2 separate regions of the Mus musculus genome follow, and region 1 is linked to region 2. Evidence: chromatin contacts called from ENCODE Hi-C data. All regions are on one chromosome and are shown on one strand. The core of a region is the stretch at or near the end of the contact, and the rest is flanking DNA. Distances in the headings are between cores, read along the strand shown. Region 1 holds the start of Catsperg2 (cation channel sperm associated auxiliary subunit gamma 2). Region 2 holds the start of Zfp84 (zinc finger protein 84).

Evidence for each region. A loop is a pair of places that touch in the nucleus more often than their neighbours do.
Region 1: a loop to region 2 is called in a map of CH12.LX, with 2.6 times the contacts of the local background. The contact joins the promoter of Catsperg2 here to the promoter of Zfp84 in region 2. A Hi-C loop is called at or near these places in 2 of 37 maps with a recorded cell type or tissue (CH12.LX and Patski).

What each region holds. Positions count from the first base shown.
Region 1 is chr7:29,725,179-29,731,078 of GRCm38, forward strand. Catsperg2 (cation channel sperm associated auxiliary subunit gamma 2) reads right to left here and starts at 1,854. Exons shown (of 29, transcript NM_029714.4): 1 at 1,750-1,854; 2 at 19-302. The coding sequence starts at 291.
Region 2 is chr7:29,766,715-29,772,617 of GRCm38, forward strand. Zfp84 (zinc finger protein 84) reads left to right here and starts at 1,838. Exons shown (of 5, transcript NM_023750.2): 1 at 1,838-1,981; 2 at 4,625-4,689. The coding sequence starts at 4,657. Gm38983 (a long non-coding RNA gene) reads right to left here and starts at 1,539. Exons shown (of 2, transcript XR_881933.3): 1 at 340-1,539.

The DNA.
Region 1 (5,900 bases), core at 604-3,103, 42 kb before region 2:
TGATCTCACTTCCCTCACCTCTGACGGATCGATTGGCGAGTCTGTCAACTTTTGGAACACCTTGGCCACTGTATCGATGGGCTCATGATCTTGAAATCGATCCTTGGAGAGATGCAAGCCTACCTTCTCGAACTTGTTCAGGACAAGAAGCCAGGTGCAATGCTGTAAAGCATCTTCAGCCCACGACTTCAATGACAGCAATAGCACTAGCCGCAGTACCCAGAATGCCCAAAGGTTTGGTTTTCTCGGCCACACAGGGCTGACAGGGGACATGGCTGGCCGGGACACCATGTAGCTAGAACCTGGAGAACGTGGGGATTAACACCCACTTGCAAGTTGGCTAGCTGAGGCTGATCTCTAGGAAACCGCTCAGTTCCTGCCCCTTTTCCCACTCTTCTTCCTAGCTCCACCTTTGATCAGGCTTTGGGGCCCCTTACTCTCTGCCTGGGCCCTGCTCTTAGGCCTTGCCACGCCCTTACTCTCAGCTCCTCCCCTACTAATACTCCTCGCCCCGCCCCTGCTCTTACTACTGTCCCTACCCCTGCGGCTCTTTTCACCCTGCTTCCTAGTTGCTCTCTCCCCCTTTGCCCTGGCCTTGCTCTTCTCTGTTCCAGTTCTTGGAACTCCTAACCTACCAAGTCCCTCTTTTTTTTCTTGTCTTGCCAGAGTGTTTTCCTTACCACTACGCCCCTCAGGGGACTTGGCTCCGCCCTCACAAGGTTCCCCGCCCTCACACTGCTCTTCGCCACGCCCCTTTTCGCTCCTGCTCTGCTTCTAGTCTTCTTCCTCATCCACACCTCCTTACTCGCTAGGCGCTTTGCCTTGGCTTAAAGTCTGAATCTTTCTGGAAATCAGATCCTGCTCAGCTTTCTCTCCTGGCCACGCCCCTGGTCCTGGCTCCAGTCTGAAGTGTTGTGGTAGAGCGGATCTTCACTCTGCCTTCTCTCTTGGCCACGCCCCTGGTCCTGGTTCAGGCCCCAAGTGTTGCAGTAGTTCGAATCCTCACTGTCTCCTCTCTTGGCCACGCCCCTGGTCCTGGCCACTTCTCCCTGGGTCCAGGGCAACCTGGCCCTCCTGCTCGTCGCACCCCTTTTCTTTAAAGCCCTTCTCCCGCCTTGGTGATTTCTCCTCAGCACCAGCTCGCCCCGCCGGGCCACCTTCTCCTTAGGGAACCTTTCCTGGTCGTGGGGCCTCTCTACTCCTTGGGGTCTCTCCTCGCCTCCGGTTGTTTCCTCGCAGGGTAGTCGCTCCTCACTGCAGTCCGTTCTCTCTCTACCAGACCTGTCCTCCCATTTGGCTCTCTCTTTACCGAACCCCCTCTGGTAAACAATTCTCTCCTTGCCCCAGTTTGTGTCTCTGCCTGGACTTCGCTCCTGATCTCTGGGTCTCTCCTGGGTAAAGATGGTCCTCTGGCCGCAAGACCTCCCGTCATTCCACACCCACGCTGACTTCGCGATCCTCACTGTCCCCACCAACACCTTTTCCCTCCACCTTCTCTCATCTCTCCTGTCCATTCCCTGAACATCCACCTGCCCTATGCCCCGCCTCTTCTAGCCGCACCCAAACCCATCCTTCAGGCCACGCCCTGGCCTTCACCTCGCCCTTTCTTTGCCTGGCCCTGCTCTTTTCCCAGCCTTTCCTTGCCTTGCCTCCCACCCCTCCCCTCTCCTTCTCAACTCCCCCCCCCACACACACACACCCCATCATCCCCTAGGATGGCACCGTCCTCTTCTCCCCGCCCCACCGTACCAGTCACTTGGTTAAAACCGGTCAACCATTGCTTGGCAGTGCCTGTTCAACCCCTCTTTCCAGCTCCTAAAATGGCTGCTTGGACTTCCACCTTGCACGAGGCAGGCCTGCGTGGCTTGCGCGTTTCCATGGTAACGCGAATTTTCCCAGCACGGGCCCAAGGCCTTGAGAGCAGGGCTCTAGCAAGTCAGGCTCTCAGATGTGTGACAGGCTAAAAATGCTGGAAACCTGTAGCTTTGTTCTCAGAAGGAAACAGAGGAATTTATAATGGTTGTTCTGACAGAGGCACTGTTCATGTTTGACCTCTAGATCAAAACTTCTCCTGAGGAGCCAAGATGTTCCAGAACCTTTGTGTGTTTGAGCTAATGTGATCTGGAGGTGGGCAGATCTGGAAGTGGGCAGATCATATTCAAGTAGGAGGGTAGTTAAATATTAGCCAACTTAGGCTTGAGCGTTTTTGTGGAGGGCCTTTTGAGGTACCGCTTGGCAGGAGTCTGACATTGGCCTAGGACAAGGAAATGGGCTTCACACAGGAATCTGACATTGGCCATGACAGGGACATAAGTTCAGGCAGGAATCTAGCATTAGGGCATGATAAGGAAGTAAGTTTCTTGCTTAGGCAAGAATCTAACTTTAGGGGCTGGAGAGATGGTTCAGCGGTTAAGAGCATTGACTGCTCTTCCAGAGGTCTTGAGTTCAATTCCCAGCACCCACATGGTGGCTCACAACCATCTGTAATAGGATATGATGCCCTCTTCTGGTGTGTCTGAAGACAGCTACAGTGTACTCATATAAATAAAAAATAATTAAAAAGTTTTTTTAAATGGATCAGTTTGCATTCTTCTACATGCTGACTGCCAGTTGAACCAGCACCATTTGTTGAGAATGCTGTCCTTTAAAAAAAAAAATCTAACTTTAGGCTATAATAGGGAAGTGGGGTAAGGCAGGAATTTTAATCTTAGGGTGCAACAAAAGAAGTAGGCTTCAGGCAAGATTTTGGGCTTGGACAAGGAAGTGGGCTCAAGTATTTTGGTCATTATGACAAGCACTTTTAAACACCTGTCACAGGAGTAATCACGGGACTTTTGCTTACTGCCTTGTTAGTTCCTTACTGTACTGCTCGCCCTGAATACTTGCATGAAATTAAAATACTATACAAAGCAGATTGGGAAAATTGCCTTCAGTCTCAGAATTGACTGGGGTCATGCTACTTAGAGCCCCCTGCCCATGACTGTCAGCAAGCTCTTGCTAAGGCACATGGGTGGCATAAAGATCTGACAGACCAGCCACTAGAGGGTGCAGACATTACCTGGTTGACAGACAGGAGCAGCTATCTAGAAGAAGAGAGGAAACATGCTGGAGCAGCTGTGGTAGACAGAGACACCAAGTTATCTGGACACAGGCCCTGCTAGATGACGTATCGGCCCAAAAGGAGGAACTGATCACTCTCACTAAGGCCTTGGAATTAGAAAAAGAAAGAAGACAAAACATCTACATAGATAGCAGGTATGCTTTTGCCACAGCCCACGTCCATGGGGCCATATATCAACATAGGTTGGGAGGAAAAAAAATAAAAACAAAGAGGAAATACTGGCTCTACTGAGAGCCCTCCATGACCCTGCCAGGGTAAACATCATCCACTGTCCTAGTCACAAGAAGAGAGATACCGTGATAGCAAGGAACAACAACATGGCAGACCAAGAGGCACAAGCAATTTCAGCCATGGCCCTGCCGGTGCTCCTGGCAACAGAGCCGAGTTTACCTACACAGCAGAGGACTTACCCCTCATTTCCAAAGATTCCAGTCACCAGTTCAACAAAAAGAAGGAACTGTGGTACACCTCCAGGGAAAAGAAAATCCTGCCACAAAGACAAGCAGAGGCTATGATCAAACAAATGCATCAATGGACTCATTTAGAGATATGCAATCTCATGCAGACATTTTTCAAGACTAAGTATCATGTACCAGGGTTAAAACACCTTGTGGACCAGGTGGTGCACAAGTGTGTGCCCTGACAAAAAGTCAATGTCTGCCACACCATGGTGGATCCAGGAAAGAGGTACTGGGGAGACAGACCCAGCATCTACTGGAAGGTAGACTTTACTGAAGAAAATATGGGTATTAATATCTTCTGGCTTTTCCCTGTAAAAATGAGACTGCTCAGTTGTTCATCAAGAAGATTATTGAAGAAAAATTTCCAAGGTTCAGAGTGCCAAAAGCAGTAGGGTTAGGTAATAGCCCTGCCTTTGTTGCCCAGGTAAGTCAGGGTATGGCCAAGTATTTAGAGGTCGAATGGAAATTACATTGTGTGTACAGACCTCAGAGTTCAGGACAGGTAGAAAGGATAAATAGAACCCTAAATGAGACCTTGACAAAATTAACCATAGAGACAGGTGCAGACTGGGTGGTGCTCCAGAAATACTCCCTCTCAATTCAGTCTTACTCCTTTATGGGGCTCTTGCACCTCTCATGGTCTTAAATGATGTGATTGAACCCACATGTTGTTGTAATAATGATCTGTATGCTAAGTTAAAAGGCTTGCAGGTGGTGCAGAAAGAAGTCTGGTCACAACTGGCTACATCAAACGAGCTGGTACTCTAAAGACATCTCACCATTTCCAGGTCAGAGATCTAATCTATGTGCACCAGCATTGCACCCAGACCCTGGAGCCTCGCTGGAAGGGTCCCTGCCTAGTCCCATTTACTACCCCTTCTTATCCTGTTTCTGCTCTTAACCCTTGGCCCATGCATCCTTGATTGCTTAAGTACAGTACAAATTTTGATGCTCAGACAACAATATCATTAGCTTCAACAAAGTGAGACATCATTTCAGGATTGAAATACACCAGAGAAAAAAAGGGAGAATGTAGAATTCAAAATAAATTCAAGACCACCCAACCCTTTCCCCCTTTGAAGGGACTTTTCAAACTGTAGAACTTTAGCTGTCAGAATGACCATGACTTTTGCATTTTGGTTCAGATGGTGCCTAGCTTATTATACCACCCTTATGACTAAGTTTAGAGATCCTAAATAATGACCAGACCAAGTCTACAGCTGCCAGAACAAGATGAGCTGTTCTCAGAAAAACTACCATAACAAAAATAACAGTTCTGACAAAACAAACAAACAAACAAACAAAAAAAAGAAAAACCTACCCCGCCTCACACCAAATTCCCGAGGAAGACCACAAACCGCCCTTACCTTGGCAGAATTTCCCGTAATGTTAATAGCTGACACATAAATTCAAAATCACAAGGGCAGGCAGAGTGAGGGAGGGACTAGGCCAAAGGGTTACTTAGTCACCCTATACAAACCAACTAATGCCTGAAAGGGTTACTTGCTACACCAATTAAAATAAGCCAGCTAGCCCTGTTGCCTAAATCTGCCCTTTACAAGGTATAAAAAGTGTGTTCTTTCTTTGTTTGGGTTCTCTCCTCTTGCCTGCATGCTGGCGGTGGTGGGGGGTGGGGTCCCTATCACGTTGGAACAATAAAAAAAAAAAAAAAAAAAAACTTGTGGTTTACAGTGATGTCAGTCTCTGTGGTCTTTGTGAGTGAGGGTCTTTTGGCAGTCTCCAACACCCCTACTCTGAAGGTGGGCCATTTGGAGAAACAGAGAGTAACTAACTTGCCCTTGTTTACTACTGCTAACAAGTTTTCTCCTCTTTCCCTAACTTCCCTCTAGTGGTTAACTAGGATGTTTAATGGAGTAGATTCAGTCTGTCCCATGTCCAAAAATAACGTCAGTCCAAGTCCAAGAACACAGAAAAAGACAGTTAACACAGAGACAGTTTGCCCTTGCCACAGACACAGAAAACAGGTTATAGCAAGGCTCCTGCTGTTTCCAAAAGTCTTCCCATATCAATCGACCACACCAGACCAGCCAACACTGTGTTCGAGAGCCAAAAGTGAAAGCAGAAGAGAGAGAGACAAACACATAGGCGCCTGTTGCCATTGCTGAGCTAGGTCTTTTTCCCTCCCATCAGTCTAGTTGGTGGTTGTTCAGGGGGCTTTCTCAAATCCCAGATGACCCCCCAAATGTAATACCCCCACAACCCTCAGTCAGTGGTACTTATTTTGAGACACCCCTGAGAGAGACACCAAAATGCAGATTGATGCAAAAGCAAGAGGTTTATTTTCTGGAGCATCAGGG
Region 2 (5,903 bases), core at 588-3,087:
AGTGTCAGCCCCAAGAAGTCAACGTGAGGAGAACGAGTGGTGAAAACAGTAAGGAACTTAGGTGGGTCACTGACACATAGAACTACAGCAGCCCAAGCAAAGACTTGTCCCTCACGGCCTGTAATGTCACCCACTGGTCACAGCTTCTCACTGTGCTTCCAATTCAGAAGAAACATCCCAGCCCTTCCCATCTTACCCACCACCCGTTGTCTCTGCCTCTTTCCTCTGTCTTTCTCTTCCAACCCCTTCTCCTCCTTTCACACATGCACGCGCTCCCGCACATTCCTTCACACAGACACACAAAGTGCTCCTGTGCTCTTCACTAACCCACAGGCCTACATTCCAGTAACAACTGGCGGCTTCTCCATGTCCAAATCAGGAACTCCAAATTTGAAACATTTGTTTAGAGCCCTCCTCCTGTCACCGCCCTTGGATTTAGGTTGAATTCATTTTGCCGAGCACTGAGAACCCTGCGGGGTGTTTGGGGACTGGGGCTGAACTGTAAATTGCTTGCACCCGTTGTTTTCTGGGAAATGTAGTTCAAACCGAGGAGTCCAAGCCGCAGTGCCTTGTGGGAAAAACAAGCCAGGGCACCAAATCCTCCTTCGTGTAACCCCTGCCACAACATCTGCTCTAAGCCGATTCACGGAGAATTCCTCTGGGAATTCTGTCTAGAAAGGGTCCCAGGAGGTCCCGGAAAGACCAGGAACCTAGAAATCCAAAAAGCGGAATCTGGGTTTCAGGCTGCCGGTAAACCTAGATCTTGTGAGCGAGATATTCTCTTCTCTCTCTCTCTCTCTCTCTCTCTCTCTCTCTCTCTCTCTCTCTCTCTCTCTCTCTCTCTCTCTCTCTCTCTCTTCCCCCCGGAGACAGTCTTCCTAATAAAACTCTGCTTCCACAACAACAAAATCAACCAACAATAACAAAATCCACCAAGACTTGAGGCACAGTGATGCATACTTTTAATCATAGCAAACAGAAGGCAGAGACATGGGCCAGAGTTTGAAGCCAGTATGATCGACATTGAATTCTCATTATATGAGTGAGAATATATATATATATATATATATATATACATATACATACATACATATGGAATTCCATAAAATTTGATCCAACATAAATGTTCATGATTGGCCCAACATAAGTGCTTGGAACAGAACAGACGATGCTCTTAAGAACTGAACCATCTCTCTGTTTATTTTCCTTTATGGACACAGGTCGTTAGGTAACCATGGCTTCAAACTTGTTATGTAACCGAGGCGGGCATTAAAACTCTTGATTCTCCTGCTTCTGCCTCCTGAGTGCTGGGATTACAAACATGCAATGCTCAACCCAGGCTAATGCAGCACATTTAAATTTGTGGCTATCGAGTGGTAAGTAGACTAAATATTCCAGTAAAGATAGGGCGATCTTTGCCCTATCCAGTCGTTCCCAGTCCTAACAGCCTTGTCTCATTCCTTCAGGGAGCTTGGAACACCACACTGGAGAAGCTCTTAAGAGCCCTCATATATCCGACTGTCAATAGCAGGATGAGTTCTTTACCGAGAACGCGGTCTGTGATGTCTTCTGGGAAATGTAGTCCTGAGCTGGATCACTTGCTCGGGTTCTTGCCTCGCTTCTGTAGCTGGAGTAAAGATCCACCCCCACCACAGAGCCGAAACTGCTTAAGTTTCAGAGACTTCAAGCCTTGGATCCTTGGGAAATTCCCCCTTTAGAAAACTAATCGTCCGTTCTCTAGTTTCAACAGATCTCTACTTCCTCTCTCGCACACTGAAACTCTCCTGCAGACTCTAGAAGTAGCACCGCCTTCTGGGAAATGTAGTCCACTATAAATGCTCAGCCACATGGCGGAAGTGGCTGGAAAGAGGTTGTTCCGGATCATCTCAGTGCCCTACCCGACCTAACCCGGTACTGTCCTGGTCGGTATTCGCTGGTCGTCCGAGTTCGAAGCCGTGAGATCGCAGTTTATACTTTTGAAGTGAGTCTGCCCTTGGTTTTAAGTGCTTTGTGTAAATACAGTCCTTAAGGCCTGTATTTGTTGGTCGCTGGCTGCAGGCCGGCTCTAGGGGACCCACCCGGTTTCCGGGATGGCGCTAGAGGCTTAAAGAGGGACTAAGGCGGCGGGAGTGTGACTGCATGGGCGAAAAGGTTTTTGGAGGATGTGGATTGTACAGGAGGGTGAGAGAGAGAGAGTGCGCGAAGTCAGCAGAACGTGGGTAGTAGGTGGTTACCAGATCCTCTAGTCTTGCAACGCAAAGTCGGGGGCGGGAGGTGCGGGACACCATTTATGTCAAGTTTATTTGAAAATTTGGGGGGAGGGGGGAGAAAGCTAAATAGTAGAGACGGTAAGGATTTCTGTGTTCAAGATAGATCAGTTTACCAATCAGCATGACTTTTAACTGTAGTTAGGAGTTAGATATGGTGACCCACATCTATAATTTCAGCACTCGAGCTGCGGAAGCTGGAAGTCAGTGACTTTGAGGACAGCCGTGGGAACATAGTGAGTTCCAGGCTACCGGGACCCACATAGTGAAATCCTGTCTCAGAAACGGATGAGTGTATAGAAATTGTATTTGAAAAAACGTAATTACTGTGGGTTCCTACTTTTGTGTCACACCCTCCGAGTAGCCATTTAGCCTTGTTTAGGGAACTCTTAGAAAATCTTAGCCTCTGTTGACTACCACTAGAGAAGTCAGAATTTGAAGTTCATGATTCTGGGTGATCCACTTCAGGTTCTAAAAAGACAACTTCCTCAGCTCTAGGCTTTTCTGTCAAGAAGCAGACATAGTGAGCACACGGAGTCTCCGTTGTACCCCATCTTCACCCTGTCCAGTTTATAGTTACAAAACTAGTCCTCGGTGTGGTGGGTTTAGAAGGTGGGGGCTTTTTGAAGGTAATTAAATGGGAGTAGTGCCCTGGCTCCCTGGAGCTACCTGCCTTCTCTAGGTGAGAGTGCAGTCCAGAGACTCCATCTGGGGACCGGGGAAATCGGTTTTCACTAGACACCTAATTTGTCAGTGCCACCACAACAGAGAAATAAGTTTGTTATTTATAAGCTAGTCTCTGGTATTTTGTTATAGCAGCTTAAGTGGGCTAATGGACTTTAATACTGCACCTGGCCAGTTCCTGCAGAAATTATTTGAAGTTCCTGAAATGTACTTTGTTTTTTTGTTTACGGTTTCCAGAGAGATCAAGTTCCTTTTTTTTTTTTTGGCTTGGTATGGAGGAATCCACAGAAACGCCTTTCTTCATGACATGAGGAACTCTTCCTACTGTCCTAGTAAAAGGGAGTGTGGGGTGAGATAGAATTGGTTAGTCCTGGGGTGAGGTGCATGTGGAGGTTTTGAAGATGATTGAACCTGTTCATGGTAACACCGAAGAGTGAGTAGCCTAGAGGCACGGCTTTGAACTTTGGACAGAATTTCATTTTATTCATCTGTCTAGTGTCTAGATAGATGGCTCGGTGGTTAAGAGCCGTGGCTACTCTTCAGAGAGTCTGGGTTCAGTCCCTAGTACCCACACTCATAGCTGTCCATAGCTCCAGTTCCAGCAGATACAGTCCCCTCTTTGTGACCCCTCAGGGCACCAGGCATGCACGTGGTACACAGACACACGTGCAGGTGAAACACCCATAAGCATAAAATAAGTAAAGCTTTTTCAAAAACAATTCTGAGCATAAACTCTCAGACAAAAGTTTGGAGAAGCTCAGGCTGCCTGCAGAAAAAAAGAAAAAACAGCAGGCATTTTACCGGGTTCTCGAAGAGACCTAGGCCATCAATTGTGGACATAGCGTTTTTTAAAATTAAAGGCTGGTCATGGTGGCGCACACCTTTAATCCTAGCACTCAGCACACAGAGGCAGGCAGATCTCTGTGAGTTTGAGGATAACCTGGCCTACATATCGAGTTTCAGGACAGCCAGAGCTACAGGGTGAGACCCTATCCCAAAAGAAGAAAGGAAGGAAGGAAGGAAGGAAGGAAGGAAGGAAGGAAGGAAAGGAGGGAGGGAAGGAAGGAGAAAGGAAAAGAAAAGAAAACAGAAAAGAAAGTAGCCAGGTGTATAATACACATTTCAAATTCCAGGACTTGGGAGGCAGAGGCAAGTGGGCCTTTGCATTGGAGACTAGCCTGGTGTACTTAGTAAAACACCATCTTTGAAAAAGAAAAATCTCTTTATGTTTATAAGAAGGTTTTGCCATGTATGCTTACAGATGAATGGCTTCTATCCTTGAGATAAGGGGATATGAGGAAGGTTTATTCCTCACCCTATTTAATAAGGTAGGAAGGAAACTTCCTGGGTGGGTCGCAGGCCTTACAAACTGAAGGAATGAGGGTCTGCCATGATCCCTGTGAGTGTCTCTCAGGAGCATTTCAGTTGTCATTATTGGTGTGTGTGTGTGTGTGTGTGTGTGTGTGTGTATGTGTGTGTTAGTCTATGTAGCAGCCCTGGCTAGCCCAGAACTCTTTATGTGGATACCGTGCTGGCCTTGAACTCCTACAGACTTCCTTGCCACATGAATAGGAAATGCAGCTCACACTCATCTGTATATGCAGCCTGAGGGCCTGGGAAAATGGGTCATGGGATGTTTCTCCCAATTCCACCTTCCTTCTTCCATTCTGCAGTTTGTCCAGAGTGCCCGGAAGAGCTGAGAAGCATGGCCGTTGTGGACGTCAGCACCGTGTTTAAGGTGAGGTGAATTTCTCCTGCCAGCTCTCTTCTGGTTGCTAATTCCTGAAATGGACTTGCACCCCCATTGTCATGGTAACCATGGAAGGTCTGAGCTTTGCCAGCATAATTCTTTCTCCGGTGAACTATAAGGGACTGTCTGGTTGTTCTGTTCTTTTCTCTTCTTTTCTCTTCTCTTCTTTTTTTTTTTCTTTCTCTCTTCCTCTCTTTCCTCCTCCTCCTCCTCCTTCTTCTTCTTTTTCTCCTTCTCCTTCTTCTTTTTAATAATTTTAAATCTTACTTTATGTGCATTGGTATGAGGGTGTCAAATCCCCTAGATCTGGAGTTAGAGACAGTTGTAAGCTGCCATGTTGGTGCTGGGAATTGAACCCCCGTCCTTTGAAAGAACAGCCAGTGCTCTTAACCACTAAGCCATCTCTTTCCAGCCACTGTTTTTCTTTTTTTTTTTTAATTCAAGCATCTTCCAGGCCATGTAAGGAACCCCAGTTCCTAAGTGTTCATGAGTTTACTTCATTTTCCTATTCCTTACTTTCATGATCTGAAAGTAGAAGAAGTAATAGCATTTACTTTAGATTAGTTTTAACTAAATTGATGTGTGTAACATGTTGAGGGCCAGCTTCGTTCAACACAGCAGGGGCTGAAGAGGAGGGGTGAAGTGACAGGACACATGGACATGGGAATCTTTTGATAATTCAGACAGGTTCTCTTTGTTTTTAGTGGGGTCCAGGAGTCACCCCACAAACTGCAAAAACACTGATCTCAGTCAGACAGGGATAGTTTTTTGAGCGCACACCCTAAGACTGACCAATCAAGGCCATTGCTCAGAATTCGGGGGGCTGAGGCTATGACCCCAAACATTCTTCTGTATCAGCTTATAAAGGCTAAAGCCACAAAAACCACAATGAGCTCATAAGTAGGTGCTGGAAGTGCCACCTGATGGTCGGCCCTGACTGAGGCCAGTTTATGCATAGCAGTTCAAATTGACCTTTAAGTTGATGGGTCCCAAGTGAAGCCTATAGTTGTGAAATTTCCTAAGATTAACAAACCTCATAACCTACAGAACATAACAGGGTATATGGTCAGCATGACCCTGCTCTGAGTCAAGTTATTTTTCTGTGTCAGTGACAGGCAGGCATGTTTTACAGCAGCAATGTGAAATAGCTGGCAGGAGCAAAATGGCTGCAGCTCTGCTGGCGGGGTAGACCTCAGTAGTTT